2 separate regions of the Homo sapiens genome follow, and region 2 is linked to region 1. Evidence: read pairs that join two places in POLR2A ChIA-PET (ENCODE). Cell type or tissue: PC-9. All regions are shown on one strand.

Evidence for each region. ChIA-PET counts read pairs that join two places held together with the same protein. Peaks named below come from ENCODE experiments on the same cell type or tissue, not always from the same donor. Only the 100,000 strongest peaks of a DNase experiment are listed, where the experiment ranks them.
Region 2: POLR2A ChIA-PET joins it to region 1 with 23 read pairs; 2 of 35 experiments call an interaction of 5 or more read pairs at or near these places.

Annotation. Positions count from the first base shown.
Region 1 is chr2:47,738,204-47,746,203 of GRCh38, reverse strand. No RefSeq gene overlaps it. Among named protein-coding and RNA genes, the nearest start is that of MSH6, 41 kb to the left of the region's middle. In PC-9, no CTCF peak of the experiment used is centred here; a DNase peak (open chromatin) is centred at 4,893.
Region 2 is chr2:47,441,542-47,449,541 of GRCh38, reverse strand. It overlaps MSH2 (mutS homolog 2), which reads right to left. Exons shown (of 16, transcript NM_000251.3): 8 at 3,885-3,994. Among named protein-coding and RNA genes, the nearest start is that of MSH2, 42 kb to the right of the region's middle. In PC-9, no CTCF peak of the experiment used is centred here; no DNase peak of the experiment used is centred here; H3K27ac peaks cover 680 bases.

The DNA.
Region 1 (8,000 bases):
GGGTTCACATGATTTTCCTGCGTCAGCCTGCAGAGGAGCTGCAATTACAGGCTACCACACCTGGCTAATTTTTAGTGGAGATGAGGTTTCACCATGTTGGCCAGGTTGGTCCCAAACTCCTGACCTCTAGTGATCTGGCCACTTTGGCCTCCCAAAATGCTGGAATTACAGGCGTGAGCCACCATGCCCAGCCTGTTGTGTAAACTTTAAGCAATATCTTTCCCATTATAAAAGTTTTCTTGTGGCTTGAGTGTAGGACGATGCTCTTAAAAATTGAGATTTCCTTTACAGATATTTATTTTACAAAGTGTTACAAAATAGCCAGCTAAATGCCACAGGTCTTATTTTAAATACCAATCTAGTTAGATAGGTGGTCTTTTCAATTTAGCTTGTTTCTGCTTAATTAGATTACTGACTTTAGGGTGGAACCCTTTAGTGAATAGGGCAAGGGAAGCATTTGTAGTCTTCAGGGTCAAATATTTAAATGTGAAAAGCAGGCACAACTGGAAGGCAGGGCATCGAAATTTTTAAAAATCAAGGGTCCCATTTTTACTGCATCCTGGGTCCCCAAAAGTTGGAAATGCCATGAGACCAGCCATGCGGTGGGTGACCCAATAAACCCATTCTAGCCTATCCCCCATGGGAGTCTTATCCCTCAATGATGAGCAGTCTTACACCTTTGAAGTGTTCAAATGATGCCTTTCTCATCTAAATGCACAAAGAAAAGTGTGCCCTGCCTGCAGTAGCAACCATTCATTGTATCCCCTGTCAGCCATTTCCAAAACTGCAGCCTTCACCAGTGACTTGTCAACCAGTGCACACACAAACGTCAGGTTCCCGCTCACAGCACAAAGCAACTCATGGAACCCACTAAAACCAAAGAGATTAGGCGATACAATGCAAAAAGGAATAGAGCTTTAGACCTGAAAGAAATTGCCCACAACACTTCAGACTCCATAAGGAAAACAGAAACTCCAAAAAGCAGGTGAGTGGTGCTGTGTTCTGTGTTCTTCAAGGGGTCTCAGGGTCATTAGAAGTCTCTTCTAAGCTTCATGTGGTATTGAAAATGACAAAAGGAAGGAGAAGCAGATGTGGAAGAAAATAGAAGAACAAGTCTTAGAGGAGCCAATTTGGGAAGATTTTCCGCTTTCAAAAAGGCCAATGAAGTTTTACATTTTTCTCAGCAAAAATCATGCCAATAAGATAGGAAGCAAACAGTGGGATCAAACACATTTAAAAAGGGGCTTTAGCTGACTGAGAAAAATCCCAGAAACAGAATCCAAAAAAGGAAAAAGAAGAAATATTTTATTCTCAAAAAAATTATAGCCTAAATATCAGCTTTTTTTTTTTTTTTTTTTTTTTTTTTGAGACAAGGTCTTGCTCTGTCACCCAGACTGAAAGCAGTGGCATAATCCAGCTCATTGAAACCTTGAACTCCTGGGCTCAACGATCTCCAGCTCATTGAAACCTTGAACTCCTGGGCTCAACGATCCTCCTAACACAGCCCCCTGGGTAGCTAGGACTACAGGTCTGTGCCACCATGCCTGACTATATATATATATATATATATATATATATATATATATATATATATATATATATATATATATATATTTTTTTTTTTTTTAACATTTTTTGTAGAGACGGGGTTTGCTATGTTGCCTAGGCTGGTCTTGAACTCCTGGCCTCAAGTAATCCTCCTGCCTCATTCTTTCTGATGCAGGATTTTTCTCAGCCTCACTTTGCCAGCTGGAAACTTCTGTGGCTGTCAGGGCCTCTGCTTATTTCTTCCCACCACCCCACTCCAGCCCATGGCTCCCAGCTGGCTTGGCTCTGCAAGCCGCTTCCCATCATGTGGGGCAGCTGCCTGGCACTGGCAAAGGATGGGAGGGCTACAGCTTACAGCTCCTTTCATCCCCTACTGTTTGGTGGGTCCCAGGTTCTTGTGTGTGGTGTGTGGTTTGTGTGTGGTGTGTGGTTTGTGTGTGGTGACTGGTTTGTGAGTATGCAAAAGACCCAAAAGAAAGACACCACTCAAAGGTGGGGAAGACAGTGTAAAAAAAACAATTAGGGAAGGGTAGGATATGTAAAATAGGTGAACGGTGAGGATCAAACAGAGGAAAGTGCACCAAATGGGAAGAGAGATTCCCAACCCAGTCTGTAGACTTGACTTGTAGCTTGGCTTTCAGGCTTTAAACTCTTTGGATTGAAGATGGGGTTTCACAGGGGACCCCACCTCCATCTGCCTAGACATTGGCCTGCCTCCTGCCGCTATCAATTCTTCGCCAAGTGTTGGGATTGTAGCAGTGAACCACTGCTCCCAGTACTAAATATCAACTTTTAGTGAAGATGACTTCTTCCCATAGAACTCTCAAAAAGAATCTTTTTGAATCTCTTATTATCAGATTTCAGCCAGGAAAAACATAAATTAGGTCTCCCATTCAGTGTGTCTGGTTTTAAAACCAGCTTTTTTTCTAGTTGTGAATGCAAATGAATTATTGTTATTATTATTATTTTTTGAGGAAAGGTCTCACTCTGTCAACCCAGGCGGGAGTGCAGTGGTGTGATCACGGCTTATTGCAGCCTCGACCTGTGGGGCTCAAGTGATCCTCCCACTTATTTTTTTATTTTTTGTAGAGAAAAGGTCTCACTATGTTGCCCAGGATGGTCTCAAATTCCTGGGCTCAAGTGGTCCTCTCACCTCGGCCTCCCAAAATGCCGATATTACAAGTGTGAGCCATGGCACCCAGCTGAATTATTTCAGACATTTCAGAAGATCCCTACTTTGGCTTCTGCTGCTTTTGAGTGTCCCAGGTTAAGCGAGCCCACTTTTCCTAGATATTTACAAGAAGACACCTGTAAGGGTTATACGTAAATCCAGCTGGTATTTCTAAAAAGAGTGCTTAGATTTTGAAGCTGATTTCCCATAATTTAAGAACTTTTCAAAAGTGGCCAATGGGGGAATGTGTTTAAGGTCAAAGTGTGACATGTCTCACACTGTCTCTAACTACCATGTGGCAGCACAGTGATCAAGGCATGGGAAACCAGACGTGTTATACGTGTCCAGAAGAGCAAAAAGGGGGTACACGTTTCAGTTAGGAACTAACAGGAACTGGTCACAAATGAAAGGCTAAGTCCACATTTTCAAGTGATGGAAAACAGCAGCCACCTTTTTTTTTTTTCTTTTTTTTGAGACAAGGTCGTGCTCTGTTGGCCAGGTTGGAGCATAGTGGCGTGATCACAGCTCACTGCAGCCCCGAACTCCTGGGATTAAGCAATCCTCCCACTTTGGCCTCCCAAAGTGCTGGGATTTCAGATGTGAGGCACCGTGCCTGGCTGAGCTGCAATCTTAAAAGCATGCTCTATGAAACTATGGGGGCCAAAGCCCTTGGTCCCCTAAAGGTTTGCTGAAAAATCACTGACATAAGGCAGATTGATTAATAGGAGAAAAGCCATACAGATTTGTTTGACGTGTATACACAGGAGCCTTCAGCATGAAGACCCAACCTCCTAATGAGTACAGAAGCTCAGATACCATCTTATTTTTCTCTCTCTCTCTCATGCTAAGAACTCTCCACAAATGGAAGGTTATATGCCATCTTGAGGTTACAGAAAGAATGGGGACTTCGATCCTGGCAAAACAGGTTATGGAGGTGGGGAGAAGAAGAATTCTGTTGAGGGGATTATTAGGGAGAATGAATGGATCTGGCAACAGAGATGAACTTGTAAATAGTTCGCTTTGAAATTTAAATGATCCTTGGAAACTGTCATTAAAACGGGTCTGTTCAGGTGTGTTTACGCCTTGGTCTTATTTTCTGCAATAGATAATGAGAAAACAGGGAGGGGAAGCAAAAAACAATCGTTCTCCTTGGTGGGTCTGGATCTTAAGCAGATAAAGGAACTTCAGCCTCTACAGGGGAGACAGTGGTGGGAGGGAGAGGTCAGAGAGACCTTGAGGCTTCTCAATTTCAATCTGTCAAAATGCTATCTTTTGGGGTATTGGTTTCTGAGCCCCAACAAAATGAAACCACCAGTACCTAACTGTCAATCTTTTGATCAAAAATTCTGCTGTGTCACAGGGGTAGAAAAACTTTGACCAGAACCCCTGATCCCAAGGCAGAGGGAGAAAAAAGGTAGTTCCCTGAAGAGCTTTTTACTCAAAGGTCCTGTTCAAAGGCAAAGCCCGAAGCTCTCCCCAGGACAGAGAGGGTTTGAAAAATAGTTCAAACAACGTTTGGACCTTCAATCAAAGAGTGGGAGGTTCTAATTCAGGAGAACTCACCCAAAACATCAGATGGGACACTGGAGGGAATGTTCATGCTGGTACCCAGTATCACTTTCAGAGAGAAACACAGGGTGGTTGAGGGGAGTTACTTTGAATCCTGCCAATTTCACCAGATTAGTCAACCTAAAAGGAAGAAGCTGAGGCCAACATAATGTAAGTAGAGTTTATTTGGGCCAAGCTTGAGGACTCCAACCTGGGAGCATAGATTCAAGTTGCCCTCTGATTAGCAACAGATACGAGTTGATTTTTAAAGGAAAAGAAGAGGCAGTTCCTAAATTCTTTACCAAGAATTTACATTTAAATAACATAAGCTATTGATTGGCTATCCATTGTTCTTTGTCCAGGGACATGAAGATAATGGATGAGGCAGCTAATCAGGAACAAAATGACTTTAAGCAATTGCCCTCAGACATGGATGCATGTGGTGAGGTGTGACTGAAGTCCCATACTCGTGTCTCTCTGGACCTGCATATCTCACACAGCTCAGACTTCTGTCAGCTGTTTTTCTTTTCTCAGAAGAAATGACGTACAGATTTATTAATGTGCACAAGGAGAACCACAGAGTGATTACTCCCACCCTTTCATGGGGTTCAGAAGCTTGTGTACCATCTTGAGGTTACAGAAGGAATGCCACCTTGGATTGTGGCAAAACACGTTCTGGGATAGGGAGAACATGTTATGCAGATGAAACCTTACAGGTAGCAGCCCTCAGAAAGAATAGAAGGTAGATGTTTCTTTCAGACTTTTAAGGTGTCAGACTTTCTAATCTTGCCCAGATCCAGATAGGGGAGGGCTTCAGAAACAGCCTGGTGGCATCAATGCAGATTCTTGCTGCAGATGCAAATCTTTCTCATAAGGAGATGGCTTTTAAGCTCTTTGTGTATTTCCGCCCTTCTGAATAGCCATCTTGAAATATGCCAAAGAGGGCCAGGTGCGGTGCTTACGCCTGTAATCCCAGTACTTTGGGAGGCCGAGGCAGGCGGATCACCTGAGGTCAGGAGTTCGAGACCAGCCTGGCCAACCTGGTGAAACCCCCTCTCTACTAAAAATGAAAAAATTCAGCTGGGCGTGGCGGTGGGCACCTGTAATCCCAGCTACTCAGGAGGCTGAGGCAGGAGAATCGCTTGAACCCAGGAGGCGGAGGTTGCAGTGAGCCGGGATGGCACCATTGCACTCCAGCCTGGGCAACAAGAGTGAAACTCCACCTCAAAAAAAAAAAAAAAAAAGGAAATATGCCAAAGAAGTGTATTTTGGACTGGAATATTTTGGTTTCCTTCAAGACATTAGGGCAGTGTCGACAAAGAGAGTCAAACTCTGTAAAATATTTAAAGAGGTTTATTCTGAGCCAAACATGAGTGACCAAGGCCCAAGGCACAGTCTCAAGAGGTTCTGAGAACATGTGCCCATGATGATTGGATTATAACTTGGTTTTATATGTTTCAGGGAGACATAAGATATCAATCAATGCATGTAAGTTATGCATTGGTTTGATTCAGAAAGGTGGTAGAGCATGAACCTGTGGCTCACAAGTCATAGATAAATTCAGAGATTTTCTGATTGGCAATTGGTTGAAAGGGTTATTATTTAAAGACCTGCAATCAATAGAAAGGAGTGTCTGGGTTAAGATAAGGGGTTGAAATAGTTTGGATATTTGTCCCCCAAAATCTCAGGTTGAGATATAATCACCAATGTTGGAAGTCGGGCCTGGTGGGAGGCATTTGGGTCTTGGGGGTGGATCCCTCATGGCTTGGTGCTGTCTTCACGATAGTGAGTGACTTCTCATGAGACCTGGTTGTTTAAAAGTGTATGGCATCACGCCCCTCCCCCCGGCTCTTGCTCCCTCTCTTGCCATGTGACATGCCTGCTCCTGCTTTGCCTTCTGTCATGAGTAAAAGCTCCCCAAGGCCTCCCTAGAAGCTCAGCAGATGTTGGTGCCATGCTTGTACAGCCTACAGAACCATGAGCAAATTAAACCTCTTTTTTATATATATAAAAATTACCCAGTCTCAGGTATTTATTTATTTATTTATTTATTTATTTATTTATTTTTTGAGACAGAGTCTTGCCATGTCGCCCAGGCTGGAGTGCAGTGGCACAATCTCGGCTCACTGCAACCTCCACCTCCTGGGTTCAAGTGATTCTCATGCTTCAGCCTCCCAAGTAGCTGGGATTACAGGCACCTGCCACCATGCCCAGCTAACTTTTGTATTTTTAATAGAGACGGGGTCTCACCATGTTGGCCAGGCTGGTCTCGAACTCCTGACCTCAAGTGATCCACCTGCTTTGGCCTCCCAAAGTGCTGGGATTACAGGCATGAATCACTGTGCCTGGCCAGGTATTTCTTTATAGCAATGCAAGAATGCGCTAACACAGTGCAACCTGGCCTAACGGGTTGTGGAGACCAAAGTTCTTATTTGTAGAATAGATAGTAAATGTCTTTTATGAGGCCTTAAGATGTGCCAGACTCTTAGTTAATTCTTTCCTGGATCAGGAAAAAACTTGCAAAGGAGAGGGGGTTCTCTACAGAATATAGATTTTCTCCACAGGAGACAGCTTTGCAAGGCCATTTAAAAATATGTCAGGCCGGGCACAGTGGTTCACACCTGTAATCCCAGCATTTTGGGAGGCCAAGGCAGTGGATCACTTGAGGTCAGGAGTTTGAGACCAGCCCAGCCAACATGGTGAAACCTCGTCTCTGCTAAAAATACAAAAATTAGCCAGGCGTGGTGGTGCATGTCTGTAATCCCAGCTACTCAGGAAGCTAAGGCACAAGAATCGCTTGAACCTGGGATGTGGAGGTTGCAATGAGCCAAGATTGTGCCATTGCGCTCTTGCCTGGGTGACAGAACGAGACTCCGTCTTAAAAAAAAAAAAAAAAGAAAGAAAAAAGAAAAAAGAAATTTATTTTCAGCTTACAGCAGGGTATTGAAAGGGAGAAAAAATATAATTTATTTTCTCAATCCTAATAACTTCTTAGCTGGGATACCTCTATAACAAAAGATAGACCAATAGGAGAAAAAGGTATACAAACTTAATGTGCATATGATCATAGGAGCTATACACACAGTATGAGACTCAAAGGAGGGGTCAGATGGCTGAAGTTTTAATACCATTCAGAGATTACAGAAATGATAGGGGTTTGGGGACTCTTGGGATGGAGGTAGCCTCATGGGTTATGGAACAATGAAGGGAGGAAAGCAAGGCAGGGAAAGGCTGTCTTTTTATGCAGATAAAACCCCAAAAGGTAGCAGCTCTCAGAAAAAATAGGTGGCAGCCTGGGGTAAGGTGTCTGCCAGACCTTTGCTCTCCTTTTCCTGTGAGTCAGCCTTTCCTAAATTCGGATAAGGGGGCTTCAGAGAAAGCCTGTTCGCATCTGCTGTTTACTTCACTCCACTAACGTTGATTTCCTCTACAGATGCAAGTCTCCCCCACAAAAGACAGTTTTTCAGGACTATTCTCGTGTTTGCAGCCCCTCAGAATAGCCATCTCAAAATATGCCAAAGAAGTATATTTTGGGGTGGCATATTTTTGGTTGCCTTCAGCATAAACAACCTGCATGCTTTACATGGCCCCAATCACGACATCACCCTACAGCCATTGGTATGTATGACTATAGCTTTCAATTATCAAAGAAAGGTTAAATGATACTCAGTGAATTCTTTTCAAGAAGGCAGGAAAGTTTGGACGTGGTGGCTTATGCCTGTAATCCCAGCAC
Region 2 (8,000 bases), 300 kb after region 1:
CAACATGGTGAAACCCTGTCTCTACGAAAAATACAAAAATTAGCTGGGTGTGGTGCAGTGTGCCTATAACCCCAGCTACTCAGGAGGCTGAGGCAGGAGAATCGCTTGAACCCAGGAGGCAGGGGTTGCAGTGAGCCAAGATCATGCCACTGCACCCTAGCCTGAGTGACAGAGCGAGACTCCATCTCAAAAAAATAAAACAACAACAAAAAAAGAAACTGGCAGAAATAAATCACATCAGAAGTTAGGCAAGCGTGGACCCCAGACAAACAGCATCAACAAACTTGTGTGTTAGAAATGCAAATTCCCCAGCCCTACTCCAGATCTGAAGAATCTGATTCTGGGCTTAGAGCCATGGCAATTTGTTCCCGTGGACATTCTGATACCTGCTTAAATTTGAGACACATAATATGAAGGCAAGATTATAGCAATTTAGAAGAAGAATGCTGACCACAAATGGCAAAATTAACTGTAGCATTTCAGCAGAGGTTTTTTTTTTTTTTTTTTTTTGTTTGTTTTTTTTTTTGAGATGGAGTCTCACTCAGGGACCCACCTAGAGTGCAGTGGCATGATCTCGGCTCATTGCAACCTCCGTCTCCTGGGTTCAAGCAATTCTCTTGCCTCAGCCTCCCAGATAGCTGGGATTACAGGCATGCACCACCACACCCAGCTAATTTTTGTATTTTTAGTAGAGACAGGGTTTCACCATGTTGGCTAGGCTGGTCTTGAACTCCTGACCTCAGGTGATCCACCCGCCTTGGTCTCCTAAAATGCTAGGATTACAGGCGTGAACCACCACGCCCGACCTCAGCAGAGCTTTGCCTGGGCTCTGGGTCCCTTCAAGGGAATACAGGTAGGTGACACTGAAAAGCTCAATACTCTTCCCACACCAGATCAATACCAGTCCGTAATAGGGACTAGGCTCTATTATACTCATAGTTTTTGTTAACCATCAAAAACACCTTTACATGTTTTTATTTAAAGCAATGTTTACAAATAACTTTGCCCTATCAAAGGCAAGACCACATCCTCAGACAGGCAGGAATAAAACACATTCGGCTTCCAGATGTCTCAGAACAATATTTCTGTCTCCCATTGATCTGAAAGTTGAACACCTAAAATCATTCCACTAATAGCAGCACTAGAGGAAACAATAGCCAAAATGTAAGTTTTCCTAAACGGGATGATGACACAACTTTTTTTGGCTTCTTAACCTACAAGTAAATGGAAAAGACAGCTCTAAGACTGCTCTATCACTGACACAGAATATACTAGAATATGGAAACATTTATACCTACACACGTGCACACCCATGCACTTTTAAAATCCAGAGGGCATAGAGCAAATGGCATTTAGCTTCTTTAAACCTCACTTAATGATCCAGTAATAATAAATCAACATCACATAGGGCAAGTATTAACTCAAACCACAAATACTAAGAAAAATGCAGTTAGGGCCGGGCATGGTGGCTCACGCCTATAATCCCAGCACTTTGGGAGGCAGACGCAGGTGGATCATCTGAGGTCAGGAGTTTGGGACAAGCCTGACCAACATAGAGAAACCCTGTTTCTACTAAAAATACAAAAATTAGCTGGGCGTGGTGGCACATGACTGTAATCCCAGATAACTGGAAGGCTGAGGCAGAAGAATGGCTTGAACTCGGGAGGCAGAGGTTGCAGTGAGCAGAGATCGTGCCACTGCACTCCAGCCTGGGCGACAATGGCAAAACTCCGTTTCAAAAAAAAAAAAAAAAAAAGAAAGGAAAAGAAAAGAAAAATGCGGCCAGGGGCAGTGGCCCATGTCTATCATCTCAGCACTCTGGGAGGCTGAGGCAGGAGGACTGCTGAAGCCCAGAAGTTTAAGACCAGCCTAGACAACAAGCAAGACCTCATCTCTACAAATAATTTAAAAATCAGCCAGGTGTGGTGATGCACATCTATGGTTCCAACTACTTGGGAGGCTGAAGTGGGAGGATCACTTGAGCCCAGATTCAAGGCTGCGGTGAACCATGATCGCACCACTGCACTCCACCCTGGGTGACAGAATAAAACTCTGTCTCATTTTTTTAAAAGGGTGGGGGATTACTCCTGTAATCCCAGCACTTTGGGAGGCCGAGGTGGGCTGATCACCTGAGACTGGGAGTTTGAGACCAGCCTGACCAACATGGAGAAACCCCATCTCTACTAAAAATACAAAATTAGCCGGGCTTGGTGGCGTATTCCTGTAATTCCAGCTACTTGGGAGGCTGAGGCAGGAGAATCGCTTGAACCCAGGAGGCGGAGGTTGAGGTGAGCCGAGATAGCGCCATTGCACTCCAGCCTTGTCAAAAAGAGTGAAACTCCGTCTCAAAAAAAAAAAAAAAAAAAAAAAAAAAAAGGAATGCAAAGAATCTAACAACTAGCAAACCAAACAGTTACCCTAATATGAATAATGCAAGCGTATATTCCTGCATGACCATTTTAACAGGGAATTTAACTTAGAAAAATTTCAAAATATTATTTTTAAAGTCCTGCAACTTAAAAACACTATATTCAGGCTCGGCATGGTGGCTCACACCTGTAATCCCAGCACTTGGGAGGCCGAGGCAGACGGATCACCTGAGTCCAGCCTGGCCAACATGCTGAGATCCCATCTCTACCAAAAATACAAAACTTAGCCGGGTTTGGTGACAGGTGCCTATAATCCCAGCTACTCGGGAGGCTAAGGCAGGAGAATCGCTTGAACCCAGGAGGCAGAGGTTGCAGTGAGCCAAGATCGCGCCATTGCACATCAGCCTCGGGACAAGAGTGAGACTTCATCTCAAAAACAAAAACAAAACAAACAAAAAAAACCCACTATATTCAACGGGCTCACCACAGTAAACCTGTAAACTTGTTCATATAAACAAATTTTTAACAGATACAAAACAAAACATTAACATTACATAAACTGTGCTTTAAAATTCACTTTCATGTAAGGATATTTTCAACTATTTCACAAACTGTTCTTACTTTACATATAATTATCATTCAAAATTGTTAAAGACATAAGATATAGATCAGTTAAACCCTAAATGTTCCCAATTAACAAATTTTAGAAGTAAATAGTATTTAGAGTCCTGGTTAACTTTTTAGTTATATTCGACAACTATTTAGGAGATGCACACCTATTCTAACCTCCTCCTGCAAAGAACTCTACATGGAAAAGAAACAGAAGTGGCCCGGCATGGTGGCTTCTACTGAAACCCCAGCATTTTGGGAGGCTAAGACTGAGGCCGGAGGATAGCTTGAGGCCAGCGTTTTAGGACCAGCTTGGGCAACACGGCGAGAGCTCATCTCTATAAAAAAGTTTTTTTAAAATTCGCCAGGCATGGTGGTACACACCTGTATTTACACCTACTAAGGCTAAGGCAGGAGGATTACTTGAACCCAGGAATTTGAGGGGTTAGTGAACTATGATAGTGTCACTGCACTTAAGCCTGGGTAACAGAGGGAAACCCTGTCTCAAAAGAAAAACAAGAAAATAAACAAAATGAAAGTTTTCTTGTGTGTCCTATGTTTACCTCTAACTTCTCTTTCCGTTTCCAGTGACTATAATTTTCCTTCTCTTTGAAAATAAAATGCAGTTGCATTTACGAAATTATGAAATTGTTCATTTATGAGATTGTCTTTCACCAGGACAGTTATGCCCAATATTCATTTTCTCTGCTAATAATCTTTATTTCATCCACTGAAACAGTTGCTATTTTTTTAAAAATCCTTTTCCCATCTGTCACTTAATATTACATCCACTGTCCACAAAGGTGCTACAATTAGATACTAAAAAGAAAAATCTACAAACTTTCTTAAAGTGGCCTTTGCTTTTTAAAAATAACTACTGCTTAAATTAAAAAGTATATTGCATACCTGATCCATATCTAAAGTTGTTTCTATCATTTCCTGAAACTTGGAGAAGTCAGAACGAAGATCAGTAAGAGGAGTCACAAAAACTGCCAACAATAATTTCTGGTGTTTTCCTAAAAGAAAGTAGTAAAACAAACAAATAAAAAGATCTCATTTTACAGAATACAAATCATAAAATTTTGACTGAGATAAACAAGCATCATTTGATCCAAAAGGTACAAATAGTACAGCAGGTCTCCAAAGTTACTATTTACTCAGGTGTTTTAATTCAAATTGTTTCGTACTCAATTTATTTTATAGAAAGGGAGATGATGTAGCACTCAAAGCTTCCCACTAATAATACACTACCTCGTCTGTAAACCCAACAAGTAATATAGATGCAGAAACATGACATTAATTATGACTAAATGAATTTCATTTCTTATAGATTTAATAACCCAAAGTCATTAAAATAAAACCTCTAGCTTACCTCATATTCCTAATTTCCATTAATGACAGTGTTCCAATTAACAGGTTAAATCAAGCCAAGTTTTTACACAATGGAACTGTGCTTGATGGTATTTAAGGGTACATGATGGGGAGGCCGGACATGATGGCTCATGCCTATAATCCCAGCACTTTCGGAGGCTGAGGTGGGCAGATCACTTGAGTTCAGGAGTTTGAGACCAGCCTGGCCAACAAGGCGAAACCTCATCTCTGCTAAAAATACAAAAATTAGCCAGGCGTGGTAGCATAGGCTTATAATCTCAGCTACTCAGGAGGTTGAAGCAGGAGAACTGCTTGAATGCAGGAGATGGAGGTTGCAGTTAGCCCAAGATCACACTACTGCCTGCCAGCCTGGGCAACAGAGAGCGAGATTCTATCTCAAACAAAAAAAAAAAAAAAAAAAAAAGAGTACATGCTGGGGAATCATGTATGAAGGAGTAAGTGAAGCAATGAGTATATAGTGTGAAAAAGCAGGACTAGAGACCTGGGTAGCAATCCCAGCTCTGCTACCTACTGGCTCTGTTATCTGGAGCATGATACTTTGAGCCTCCTTTTCCCTTTTTGTACGAAGTAATAATAACAATAGCTACCCAGAAAATAATAAATGAGATAACTATACACAATACTTGTATAGTCCTTTACACTTAACAGAAGCTGAACAATTACTTTGTATTACTACTGGTATAACACAAGGATTTTTTTTCTAATCGCCAATAAATACCCTTAGAAGAATTCTGCAAGTGATATCTAACACACTGCATTTCACTCCAAAACAATAGTTCCCAAACTTCTCCAGAAATTTTAGCAGCTACTGAAAAAACGGTGAAAAGCTACTATGAAGTCAGCAAAATTGTTTTAAGAATTCATGTTTTATTATTAATCACAAAAGCATCTATACATATTTAGAAAATAGTACATACATGTGAAGCACTATTTAGACAGAATATAAACAACACTTTGCCCACATAATGTCTGTTGTGCTACAATGCCTAGTTCTTTATTCCAAATTAGCTCATGCACTATTGGTAAATAAGGGAATTGTGGTAGCAAAATTCAGAGGTGGCACTGGTTTATGAATGGTTTTTTTTCTAGCCCATTAATGTTTTAAAGGGATCAAGGTTAAGCTCTCACACAATTAAGAGTAAGCCTTAGCAGTGAAGACCTCAGAGTAGTTGGCTTAACAGCCACTGTACTTTCCACTCACTATGTTAAGATATGTGGGAAAGCTCAAGGATACAAAACATTTGCCAGTGTTTTCAAAAAAGAAAAAAAAAAAAGAATTGAATTTCATACCATGGTTCAGATTTTTAATTCTGATGAAACTAGCCTCTATTAGAAGCAAATGCCCTCAAGGACCTACACCTCAAAGGAGAAAACAAGAGCCACAGATCTAAGGCTTCAAAGAGTTGGCTAATGCTGTTGTTTGGGTGCAAATGCCAGGAAGGCCACAGTTTTTATTACAGTCTGTTATGCTTCTGTTAGAAGCGGTTTTTAAAATTTCATGTATTTTCAGGTCTGCCTCAACCCTGTTTTTTCCATAAGCTGTTATTTTTCTATCACATGACTAAAGAAGGTTTTCCAAGAATCCATACTGCATAAGTATCTGTACGAACTTCAGAACCTATGTCACCCTCAACATGTCCTCTGGCTCCTCAAGCACATGAGCCCACTTTGCTGCAGCCCTTCTCAGTTCATAAACTTCCTTATGAGTTCACCTGCTCCCTTATCCTCCAAGCTTTCACTAGCATCTTAAATTCCATCCCTTCCTTGTAACTTGTACTAACCCCCAGTTGCCAATTTCCAACTAGACTTTGTAAAGCTACATTCTCCACTAGTGATCACAGGCTTTAGAAAGCCCTACAGTCTTAACCCAAGGACTCCTGGTATTCATAGCAGTATATAAACATAAAAGAAAATTCCAGGCTTATTTTCTCTAGCCTCTAGCTGAAATTTAGCATTTGCTTTCATCATTAATGTAGGCAATAAGCCATGGCAGTTATTACCAGTACCTGTGTCTTTGTTACCAGCCTGGCCGACAGAGCGAGATTCTGTCTCAAAAAAAAAGAGCTTTTGCATGGCAAAAGGAACAGTCAGCAGAAGGAAACAGACAAAAACAGACAACCCACAGAGTGGGAAAAAAATCTTCACAATCTATAAATCTGACAAAGGACTAATAACCAGAATCTACAACAAGCTCAAACAAACTAGCAAGAAAAAAAACAAACAATCCTATCAAAAAATGGGCTAAGGACATGAATAGACAATTCTCAAGAAGATATACAAATGGCAAACAAACATAAAAAAATGCTCAACATCACTAATGATCAGGGAAATGTAAATCAAAACCACAATGCGATACCACCTTACTCCTGCAAGAATGGCCATAATCAAAAAATCAAAAATAGATGTTGGTGTGGATGCAGTGAACAGGGAACACTTCTACACTTCTGGTGGGAATGTAAACCAGTATAACCACTAAGGAAAACAGTGTGGAGATTCCTTAAAAGTAGAACTACCAGTTGATCCAGCAATCCCACTACTGGGTATCTACCCAGGGGAAAAGATATCATTATACAAAAAAGATACTTGCACACGGATGTTTATAGCAGCACAATTCACAATTGCAAAAACGTGGAACCAACCCAAATGCCCATGAATCAACAAGTGGATAAAGAAACTGTGGTATGTATATATATATATGTATATATATGTGTGCCTGCATATGTGTATATATATGTGTGTGTGTATATATATACGTATATATGTATATATACACATATATACGTATATATATACACATATACGTGTATATATACACACATATACATATATGCAGACACACATATATACATATATACATACCACATATATACATATATATATACATACCACATATATACACACATATATACATATATATATACACATACCACATATATATATACACATACCACATATATATACCACATATATATACATACCACATATATATACACATACCACATATATAGGTGTATATATATGTATATGTGTATATATACACACACACATACATATATACGCATACATACATATATACGTGTATATATATGTATATGTGTGTATATATATGTATATATACACACACACACAATGGAATACTACTCAGCCATAAAAAGGAATGGATTGGCCAGGCTCAGTGGCTCACGCCTGTAATCCCAGCATCGAGGCGGGTGGATCACGAGGTCAGGAGTTCAACACCAGCCTAGCCAACATGGTGAAACCCCATCTCTACTAAAAATACACAAATTAGCCAGGCGTGGCACTGGGCGCCTATAATCTCAGCTACTCAGGAAGCTGAGGCACGAGAATGGCTTGAACCCAGGAGGCAGAAGTTGCAGTGAGCCAAGATGGCATCACTGCACTCCAGCCTGGGAAATAGAGCAAGACTCCGTCTCAAAAAAAAAAAAAAAAAAATTAACACTGGTTACTCTGCTAGAGTTAAACTGGGAGTTGACTTCTTTTTACATTATTACCTTTATAATTAAAAGAAAAAATATGGGGTCAGGAGCAGTGGCTCACACCGTAATCCCAGCACTTTGGGAGGCCAAGGCAGGCGGATTGCTTCAGGCCAAGAGTTTGAGGCCAGCCTGG